2 separate regions of the Homo sapiens genome follow, and region 1 is linked to region 2. A link is a loop called in an ENCODE intact Hi-C map of the cell type or tissue named here. Cell type or tissue: PC-3. All regions are shown on one strand. Links, peaks and the distances in the headings refer to the core of each region. The heading gives the core; the rest is flanking DNA.

Evidence for each region. Peaks named below come from ENCODE experiments on the same cell type or tissue, not always from the same donor. Only the 100,000 strongest peaks of a DNase experiment are listed, where the experiment ranks them.
Region 1: it touches region 2 in a loop (4-fold over the local background); 5 of 110 quality-filtered maps call a loop at or near these places.

The regions. Positions count from the first base shown.
Region 1 is chr7:17,096,765-17,102,610 of GRCh38, forward strand. It overlaps LOC124901596 (a long non-coding RNA gene), which reads right to left and starts at 2,745. Exons shown (of 2, transcript XR_007060240.1): 1 at 2,275-2,745. It overlaps LOC107986772 (a long non-coding RNA gene), which reads left to right and starts at 3,040. Exons shown (of 3, transcript XR_001745107.2): 1 at 3,040-3,098. In PC-3, for the core only: no CTCF peak of the experiment used is centred there; a DNase peak (open chromatin) is centred at 2,907; H3K27ac peaks cover 3,082 bases.
Region 2 is chr7:16,979,856-16,985,701 of GRCh38, forward strand. No RefSeq gene overlaps it. Among named protein-coding and RNA genes, the nearest start is that of AGR3, 100 kb to the left of the region's middle. In PC-3, for the core only: CTCF peaks have their summits at 2,957 (motif pointing right) and 3,158; no DNase peak of the experiment used is centred there; H3K27ac peaks cover 957 bases.

The DNA of each region.
Region 1 (5,846 bases), core at 390-5,389, 120 kb after region 2:
CCAAAGGATGCTTGTTCACTCTTAACAGTATCTCTTGGTTACCATGACAAGGAAGAATGGGAAAACCACTCTCACATTGAAAGGAATCCCTTGTTTGTTTCGTTGTTTTGTTTTGTTTTGTTATTGAGTTGTACTACTGTTAACAAAAGACATCACAATGAAGCACATCTCATCTAATAACCCTTGTGTAGCTCTAGTCATGTTAGTGGTTCTGTAGCCCTGGTGCCATCCAAGCTCCCCAACAGAATCTCCCATTGCCACTGAAGTCCAGAGACCCAGAATGTGAAGTAAAACTGGTCCACAAAAGAAGCTGTTTTTCGTGGCCACACTGCAATCTCTGACATTCAGCAATTATCTAGGATCAGGCAAATGGGCAGAGAGGGACTCCTTCCCCTCCTGGTATCCTAAGTGACAGCTGCTCCATGTCACCAAAGCTCTTTTTTTTTTTTTTTCAGATCAAATCCCCACTTCATGAAAACTAAAATTTAAATTAAAATGTCTGTTTTGGGGGATGGATTATAATTATATTTCTATTCAATGATTCATATATAATCTTTGGTCTTACAGAAATATCTTAAAACTTCCACATTTTTCATCAATATTTTTCTAGCAGCATAGGGTTTGTGTTCAGCCATTTGTGAAGACTTTTACACATAATTATTTTTCATTTGAAATGCCTTCTGAGAAGAATAATAGTAAAAGTATGATTAATTAAACAATTACAGAGTGAGTCAATTTCTTGATTTCAGGTTTCTGATGAAGATAGAATTCTCCCCAGCCAAATTTCCAGTGAACTCTCCAAATTATTAGAATCAGGGGAAATACATTTTTATTTCTGGAACCAATATTAAAGGTAACTCATATTAGCTAGATTTTTCTCTGAGAATGAACTAAGTTTGCAGGAACTCCATATATATGTGTGCATAGATAGATAGATAGATAGATAGATAGATAGATAGATAGATAGACAGAAAGACGGACAGGCAGACAGATAATCTCCAAGAAGCCCCGAAGAAACCTGCCTGCTGCATTTCTGCATTGCTTTCAACCAAAAGCCCTGTGGGAATAAGGCAATACCAACACTGTGATGCATGATTGGTCTCAACCAGTATTTAAACAAATGAAGGTCTGGGAGGAGACAGGATGTGGGAGAGACCCCCACCACAAGCCCACCACCTTCACCTGTTGACATTAAAATATCCTCAGCTCCCAGGTCTGTGTTTTCAATTCATGTATATTAAATGATTCAGAGTCTGGCAGGAGGAAACACTCGTAGGAGTGTTTTGTTTAGTTGTGTTTCGTAGCTGCGATGTTTTGAAAATCAGGTTTTTTTGAGAGCACATAGCTAGATAACAAAACTGGCACAGAGTTCCAGGGTTGAAGACAGAGAAACTGAGAAACAAGCCATGGGACCTGGATTATGTGGGTCATACGGACAAGAATGCATGCGTGGTATCTTCTCACAGTGTTCAGGGACTTGTTATTGCTGTCACTGTTTTTAAATGTGATTTCTGTACAGATTCACTCAGTGTGACTACATCTGGATTGTTCAACATTGTTCAGTATTTCCTCTTATGACCTTAAGAAGAAGAATAATTTTGTCAAGGAAAGTGCTAAATTAATAGGGTATTTTTAATGTACTTAGACTTTGAGAAATTTTTGATGATTTCTGAAAAGTTTAATAATGCCATCTTAGGCAGAGAATAGTTTCTCATACATCCATGAAGAAAAAAAAATGAATTAAAACTCAAATCTTAAGCAAACATAAAGGATGAATTTATTTAATATCACAAAGAGTAAATTACCATTTGTTCAATGGTAATAATTGCTTTAGAGGGGGAAAAAACAGGATAGAAGGACTAGCAAGTGCCTGAAGGGTAAGGATTGTGGGGTGTGGTTTATAATTTTAAAGTGGCTGTTTGGCCTGCAGGGTGGCTCACGCCTGTAATCCCAACACTTTGGAAGGCTGAGAGGAGAGGGTCACTGGAGCACAGAAGTTCAAGACTGCAGTGAGCTATGATTGTACCACTGCACTCCAGCCTGGGTAACAGAGTGAGAGCCTATTTCTAAAAAAATAAAAATAAGTTAAATAAATACATAAAGCAGGTGTTCAAGGAAGTGAACTGCAAAGTGACATTTAAGCAAAGACCTGAAGAAGGTAACAAAATATATAGAAAAATATTTCATTTTTACTTTCCTTTCAGAAGCAGATAAAGTAATTGATAAGTATTTGCAAAGAGCAATATTAGAATAATTCATTTCTTTAGGCATTACCTGAGAAAGATGTAGACAGACTACTGGAGACCTGTAATCACCTCGAAGGCTGGACCTGGATGAATCTTCTGTAAGATCCTAGCAACTTCAGCTTTGTTCAGGGTAGTTTTAGGATTCTATGTAACTTTGTTCCCCCTTTTTGCGAATTAGGAATGTAGTCCTTCTATGTTTGTATACTTAAGGACTTTTATTTAATAAACAGAAACATCCCATTCTCTGGGCAGTATAATAGCAACAAGAACAGTGTACAGAGTCCCAGAGTGGAATTGAAAGCCAAGTTTTGGGCTGAGTGGCCCCTTAGTAGCCTTAGGACTCAGAGCAACACATTTAATTTATCTGTGTCTCCGTTTTCTCATCTGCTAAGCGGTAAGTAGATATCATCGTCCTCAAAGTTTTTTTGTAAGTTGCAAATGTTTATGATTTCCAAAATTCTGTTATTTTACCACTTGTTTCTGAGCCTTTGCCTGAAACAGAGGGCAGCAGGATAGCAACTGCCTTGTGGAAAGTTCTGTGGGTGACTCAACAGGCCAAACAAGGAATCGGGAACATTCCTTTATACCTGTGCCCATGTAAATCCTCTCCCTGAGTTTTCAGCTATAGTCATTTATTGCACAACCTGTTAGTGACCTTGCCAAAGTCCTCCTTATCCATTACTCAACCCGCGTGCCAAGCTGCTTCAGCTCCTGCTATTGTTTCCCAGGAGTTTATAGCTGCCCTTCATTGCTCGAAGCTGCACTTTGAAGTGTCCTCACACTTGTGGTTGTCCTGTTTTATCTCACCATGCCCAGATTCCGGGAATCCTAAGGTAATCCCTCATCTAGAAGGTCAGTGAAAATTTGGTGTGGTAGGTCTTACTGAAGAATTAAATGGGCCGGGCACGGTGGCTCACACTTGTAATTCCAGCACTTTGAAAGGCCAAGGCGGGTGGATCACCTGAGATCAGGAGTTCAAGACCAGCCTGGCCAACATGGTGAAACCCAAGCTCTACTAAAAATACAAAAATTAGCTGGGCGTGGTTGTGCATGCCTGTAATCCCAGCTACTCTGGAGGCTGAGGCAGGAGAATTGCTTGAACCTGGGAGGCAGAGGTTATAGTGAGCTGAGATTGCACCACTGCAGTCCAGCCTGGGCGACAGAGCCAGACTCCATCTCAAAAAAAAAAAAAAAAAAAAAAAGAATTAAATGAAGACTGGCTGTATTCTGGCAGTGTAATGGTGTTATTTATTTACTTTCTTTGATTTTGGTGCAAAAGGATGTTTGCTGTTTAGCAGTGCTCAAAAGTCCAAAGTTCAATTTAATATTCCATTTACTCTTTCCTGCTTTTACAAAGACTACTGATGAATATATCAACCCATATTGGTCATCTTTCTTTTCTGAAACAAGGAAGCAGTATTGTGGTATAGCAGAAAGAGCACAGGTATAATGTGGAGATGAACAAATTGGATTTGAATTACAACTCTGCATTTTACTTGGCTGGGTATGTGGAAAGGTACTATTGCTGCTACAACTGAGTATTGATGGTAATAATTTTATGCGTGTGTATATTCCTCACTACTACCTGATAAGGTTTCATTTTCTTTAAAATACAGATTGTAATATCCATTTCACAGAATTTTATGAAAATTAGTAAGAGAGAATATGTGTATAAAACATTCAATCACTAAATGCCCAACGTTTCAAACATACTAGATTTCTCCTTTTGAACGTTTTTATTCAATATCGTTAGGCTTAAAACAATTATTTTATAATTATTTCATGCCTATAAATCTTGTCTCAGTAATCTCCTAATAAAATTTGTAAAAAAAGAACCAATGCCACACATTTCTTTAGTGTCTCCAGTGCAGTGTCTGAACTACTTGAGGACTTTTTAATCTGTTCATAATTTTCAATTTAACGTTAGCATGTTAAATTCTTAGCATTTAACACAGTGCCAGGCACATAAAACTTGCTCAATAAATATTTTATGAGTAAGTGGGCTTCCTCATTTATTTGCCCATGAATCTCTTCAAATTCATGGGTCCAATTAACTGCCCTTAAATTAGTTTTCTTTCAATCAAAATTCCACTGGAATTTTGCTTGGCTGGCCATAGTCATCTGGACCTATCATAACTTGCTTCGGAGTACCTCAGATCATCCAAGGCTTCTAGGCCCACATTCTGGAATACATTAGGTTCTGTTCTAGTGCTTTAAGGGAGTTAGACTGCCCAGAAAGTGACAATCACATACAAGGATGTGTTTTAAATTTAGGTAGTGGTATATATATTCTCATATAAGAGATATATCCAGGCTTAACCCCATGCCAAGTTCCATTAAAAGTCATCATTGATTATTTTGTCACCCATTGCCTTATAATGTCGCAATCTTTCTACTCCTTAGCTCAGCTAGGTCTGAGTTCTTGTCTCACAACCAGGAAGAATTAGGCACACGGACACCAGAGAATGAGTGGAGTAGAATGTATTAAGTGAGAGGAAAGCTCACAGCAAAGCAGCGATGCGGAAGATAGTTCCCTTACCCAAAGGCAGAAAAGTCCCTTCCCTGTGGCTGGGTCTGGGTCCTCTTATGCACTCAGAATGGGTAGCGCATGCTGATTGGTTTGTGAGTAGGCAAAACACGTTAAAGCAAAGGCATCACTCAAAGGTGGGCACAACAGTGTAGAAAACCAATTAGGAAATGATAGTTATATGTAAAATAGGTGAAGGGTGGGGACCAATAAGAGGAAAGTGCACCAAATGAAAAGACAGGTTCTCAATCCATTCTGAGGATTTAACTGGTAGCTTGGCTTTCAGGCTTTAATACTGCCTTTGGCTTGGAGGTGGGGTTTTCTTGGGGACCCACCCCTATCTGCCTAGCCATGTGGCTGCCTCCTGCCGCTCTCAATAGGTAGTTAAATAATCTGTATACCAAACTCCTGTAACACACAATTTACCTATATAACTAACCTGCACATGTACCTCTGAACCAAAAATACAAGTTAAAAAAAAGTCAACATTGTTCCAAATATAACTGGCAAATGTCCAAGAAGACAATCTATGTTCCTTAGGTTGCCCAACTTGGTTTTTTTCAATAATATTTTTAATATTTTTGAGGAAAACTTCTGCTACATTTTTGCTCATATATCTAAGAATCACAATGAAAGTAATGATTGCTGAGTGGTTTGCTATTTTGGGATCTTTTTATTTGTATTCCTTGCACTAAAAAGAAGAGAGGAAGGTCAAGTTGTCAGTCATCTAAATAAATATAATGAGGTAAATTTAAATGTATTGAGCAACTATAAAAAAAATGTGTTTGGCCCTGTGGTCTCAAATTTTACTTTGGATAAGAATCAGTTGAGCGATTTATTAAAATTACAGTTAGTCTGGGTGGAGATCAGGAATCTGCATTTTATCAAGGGGCCCAGGTGATTCTGACACTAGTAGTCTGTTGATCTCAGTAAAAGAAACCTGTCTTAGACTGTACAGTATAGTCACTACTTAGGAAGAGCATGTATTATCTATAGCCAAACAGAACTCATTTCAAATTCCAGAACTGCCGTTTGCTATATTTGTGAGTATGGGAAATTATGTAACCTCTTTG
Region 2 (5,846 bases), core at 276-5,275:
GACTTACTCAACCAGAACAGCATTTTTGCTGGTTCTCCAACCATGTTGAGTTACATTCACTTCCAGATTCTTAAGTCATAGAATTATGAATCTTTTTATTTTTGACAAATGTCTTCTGTGAGTATTCACGAGGGTGTATCTGACCAGTAAGCAATTTTCTTTTCCTGCCAGTTTCTCGCCCCATTTTCCTTCAGTGTGATTTGCTGGCAGCTTCCATCCCTTCCTCCTAGGGCTGAGCACAGGACCCTGGTCTGGTTAGTATGTTCTCCTTTCCTGTTCAATGGTTGCTTCAGGGACAAACAAATGACTCAACCAACGTCTTTTACTGAAACCCCTGCAAGGGGGACTGTCTCTTTTTCTGAGATTGTTGAGGGGCCATCTCTAACTCCTCAAAGAGAAAGAAAAAGAGCTTATGTTAGAATGAGACCAACACAGAGGAAAAGAAAGCTGATAGATGGATTAAGCAACTTTTCTGGGGACATCTTTGTAGAACTTGAATCTAACCTGCCTAATGCTGTATCACTCCTTGATTTTTGTGTTACACATGCCGATAAAGATACCTTTCTCCCTTTAAGCCAGTTTCAGTAAATTTATGCAACTTGCACCTAAATGAGTCTCCATCAATTCAATTTGGTAACTTCTTCTGGGCTCCTATTCATTCTACTAGCTAACTCCTTTTTCTTATTGAAGTGTACCAGCTTTATGAGATACACATGACCCTACATGTGCTAGATAAATTACATAAAGTGGTATGAAATAATTCTATCCCAAAACCTGCTGATGTCTGTTTAATGGTGCTACTGAGAAATAATCAGGTTCTATATTGACATGAAATAAAGGAATTCAGTTCAACTTGAATGCAATTGCATCAGTTTGTCTGCTGTCACTCCTTAGCACACAAAGAATGCAGAGGCAACTGACCAGACACGTAACTGCGTACCAGAGAGAGGGAAAAGCAGAATGAGGCACAAACAAATGCATTTCAGAGAATGCAGGTATGTTCCCAGTTGTTCTTTGAACATTATTAATGCTATCAAAACACGTTTTCAAAATGTTTTGAAGAAAATTAAAATCTCTTCCGAAATCAGGGAATCATGTCTGTGTTCCATGAAACTTGACCTTTGAGCAATTATGGAAAACAACAAGGAGTTTGTCAATATTAATAAGGATCTTGATATAGTTAATCTACAGTTAATTATTCAATCTAAAATAACAACGAACATGGAGAAAGGGAAGCAAAACTAACATTTGTTGAGGTCAGTTATGTACTAGGTATGGTCTAGCTTTCTTTCATGCAGAATTTGATATTAAAGAAAGCAGAGGCATTTTCAAAGCCATAACTGTCTAAGGAACATGAATATGTAAGGAAAATGGTAATATAGTGCCTGATACATAGGAAATATTTGATAAATTATAGCAAATATGGTTATTGTTGATGATGATGATGACATGCAAATACCTGGATAAGATAAACCCTCCTGGAGCACTGAGGTTGGGGTTCTTAGTAACCTGAACAAAGAGGCCAGGTACACAGTGGCTCTTGTATTCTAATTGAGGGGAATAAAATATCTGCACCATTGTCTTCTAAAGGCAAATATTAAAATGAATATTCTGAAGTTTATAGTACAGTGAATCAGAATCCTTAACCATAGAGCAAAAGTCATTCGTATTTTTCACAAGCTCCCTAGGAGGTTCTTGATGTCCATTAAAATGTGAAAATCTTGGTCTGGGGGAAGGGGATTGACACGATGGGAAGGAGAGGATGTCACTGTATTTCATTGACAGTTAACTTCCCTCTTTTTTTTTTTTGAATATAATTTTTGTTTTTATTTCAGATTCAAGGGGGTACATGTGCAGGTTTTTACCTGGGTATATTGTGTGATGCTGAGGTTGGGGCTTCTAATAATCTCGTTGCCCAAGTAGTGAATATAGTACCCAATAGGTAGCTTTTCAACCCTTGTTCCTGTCACTACCTCCCCACTTTTAAAATCTCCATTGTCTGTAGTTCCCATCTTTGTGTCCGTGAGTACCCAATATTTAGCTCCTACTTATAAATGTGAATATGCAGTATTTGGTTTCTGTTTCTGCATTAGTTTACTTAGGATAATAGTCTCCAGCTACATCAATGTTGCTGTGAAGGACATGATTTCATTCCTTTTTATGGCTTTGTAGTATTCCATGGTATATATGCACCACATTTTCTTTATCCAAGTGACCACTGCTGAGCACCTGGGTTGATTCCATATCTTTGCTATTGTGATAATGCTGCAATAAACATATGAGTGTAGGTGTCTTTTTGGTAGAATGATTTATATTCCTTTGGGTATATACCCAGTGATGGGATTGCTGGGTTACATGGCAATTCTGTTTTTAGTTCGCTGAGAAATCTCCAAAATGCTTTCCACAGTTGCTGAGCTGATTTGCATTCTCAACAGTTGTGTTGTGTTTCCTTTTCTCCCCAACCTTGCCAATGTGTTATTTTCTGACTTTTTAATAATAGCCATTTGGACTGGTGTGAGATGGTAATCTCATTGTGGTTTTGATTTGCATCTTCTGATGATTGGTAATTTTTGAGCACCTTAACTTTGAAAATCTTCTAAATTAATTTGACATCACCAGAAAATAATTTCAGAACAGTTTCAATCCAATATTATTGTTTAATCTTTCAAGTCTGACAAACATTTCTTTCCAATGAAAGCACAATCTCAATTTACTAAGCAACCATAACTATGAGGCAAACACACTATATTTTTAATGTGCGCCGTATCCTGGGGGTTAAAGATTATATGTCTCAATTTAACATATTTATTTACTTTCTTTTCCTTTCCTTTTTTCTTCCCTTTCTGCCTCTCTCCTTTTTCCATTCCCTCGCAGTCACTCTTTTTTTTTTTTTTTTTTTTTTTTAACCTTCCTTTCTGTTTTCCTCATGGTGCAGTGTTTCAGTGTGACCAGCAGAGGACACTATGCTGCAGCAAGTCTGGGCATCAACTATCTAAAAGATAAATTGCTGATTGAATTCAAAGAAGATAGATTAAAACAAGCTTGTAAATGTTGTTAAATACATGAATGCCTACTGCATTTTAATTATGGTGATTTACATGGACCTACCATGATCACGTACTTCATAAAACAAACTTTGCCTTAATAGCTGCACTTAACGATGTACTCTTTCCTTTATGAGAATTTAATTCTCTGAATATGATATGTTTTTAAAATAAGACAAACTCAAACCAGTTGCCAATAGATCCTCAGCTCCTCCTGAGGTCCTTGTTTTATGGGTCTGTTCTACTGTGTAATTGTTTAGTTTAACTTGGTAAACATGTCAGTTTTCCCAGGATAATTAGGTGGATAAACAAAATGTTCAAAAAGAAATGGAGCCAATTAGACTTTTTATCAAAGACATACACACAAAAAAGGCTTTACAAATGAGTGGACTTTTCCTTAGAGGTTTGATCTTAAATTAGAGTTCCTGGAATTTACAAGGGACCAAGGAGGCAGTTTTCCTAAATATAACGAAATCTTAATTATCTGGGGAGGAGAGCAAATGAAAGACACAAACTCTCACATGCTTTGAAATCATACTTGGGTGGGAAATGCAGAGAGGCATGAGTTCAGTAAGAGCATAATTTTATCCCCACCTGCTCACAGCCACTTTTAAACAGGTTGGGCAACTGGAAGAGAATGCCCTGTGACTTTGGGTAATTTTCTTAGAGCTAGCTCAAAGTAGACAGGTACCCAACATATTTTTAATACTATTAAATAGGTGGCAGTACCTGTTGTGGACAGTTGTGTGTTGTATAGATGGAGACTTCAACAATTGTTTGTTCTAAAATCAACAGTCCATTAATATATTGGGTGCTCTTTCTGTAGAGCTTAACGGTGTTTTAAGAACCATATCACTTTATTCTATTTCTTATTTTTGGTCATTGAAAATAGACTCTTATTTGGAGTGTAACATATGATCTGACTTCTCTATCCAGATTTTGTCTCATGTTTTCTGCTACTTCTCTATAAAGATAGTTTGGTCCTCAGGTGTTGGTTTATGTTGCTGTGATTCAAGACTTGGTTCTATTAGTACAGAATCCAGACATACGTTTGTTTCTCTTTGAAAAATTTCATAATGTAACCCAGTGAATAAAATATTTACCAATATTTTTTCTTTATCACTTCTTACCACAATTTTTCCTAATTATTATTCTTTTTTAATTCTGGAAAGCCACTCAAATAAAATATCTTCAGAATTAACAAAATAAGTTTCTAAATTTAAGGATTCCCACAACTACCTCCTGATTATATAGTAATATTATATAGATACTGCCACTTCTTCACACTTTAAGCTTGTGTACATTCTCTAAATTTCTGTATTTTTATGAGCTTCATTTGGGGTGGTAATAAAATATGATCCAGAAAAAAAGCCCTTTTATTCTGTAATTATAGTCTCTGTTTTTCTACATAGTTCTCTCAGGATTTCTTCACCTTGCTTCCAGGCTTGTCTGAATTTCTAACTGCTTTTTCTATTGGTTGTCTCAAAGTCTCAGTATAGTACTAAAGTGCTTTCTATTTGTTGCTATATCCATTACCACTGACAACCTCAGAAATCTTTGTCTCTTGGGTGCCATAGCAATAGGCTTGACACAGCTACCCAGTGTCTTGTGAGATTAATTCATCATGCATTTAGGACAGTAAACTGTTGTTTGACATGTAGGAATTAATAAGTGGGTAGTGTACAAAGCCTTTTGTTTTTATTTGTGGAGGGGACTTTAAAAGGGAAAAGCTAGGATCATAGTCTAGGCCATGTATAGAAAAGATTGCTTGACAGTAGTTACGGGGTAATGCCTGAGAGTCCTCATGTTTGAGACTGGTGTGTGCTAAGTGTAATGATGTAATCTGAAGAGAGGGTGGCCGCTTCTCTCAAAATGGTTTTATGCTAGTTTTACCTTTCTAGAGACCCACATCTACACTCAATATTGCAGCCCTTGAACCAGCAATCTAGGGACACATTTTCTAAAGAGTCCTTAAATAGTTTGATGTCTTTACAAGGATTTTTTAAAATTTTACTTTTTTTTTTGCTTGTCTTTAAAAAATGAAACAGCTGTATTTTGAATAGAAATTTGAGAATAGCAAGGTATCAATAAATAAATAAAAATCATCCTAAATAAAAAACCAAGGAAAACCCAAAACCCTATTCAAGTTTGAAGATGTAAAAAAAAATATATATATATATTTGGGTAGTTGGGTCGGCAGATGGGCAGAGACTTTGCTATAAAAATGTGATCATACTATAGTGCTATTTTAAAATAATGAGTTTACATTTAATTTTACTACAATTTAACAGAAGAAAGAAATGAAAGGAACTGAAGAAAATGCTACACTTCAGATAAAAGTTTCTTTACTATAAAAGGTACTATGCTATAAAGAATCTCAGATTTTTAAAAATACATTTAAAAAACCTACCTATGGGCTGGGTGGCATGGCTCACACCTGTAATCCAGCACTTTGGGAGGCTGAGGCAGGTGGATCATGAGGTCAAGAGATCGAGACCAGGCTGGCCAACATGGTGAAACTCCGTCTCTACTAAAAATACAAAAATTAGCTGGGCGTGGTGGTGTGTGCCACCTGTAGTACCAGCTACTTGGGAGGCTGAGGCAGGAGAATCACTTGAACCCTGGAGGAGGAGGTTGCAGTGAGCCTAGATCACGCCACTGTACTCCAGCCTGGTAACAGTGAGACTCCGTCTCAAAAAACAAAACAAAACAAAAAACAATAAACAAAACAAAACTACCTGTGAAAGAAACTCAAATCAATTGGAAATTTCTTCTAAACTCTGGGCTTGATGAATCGATCTC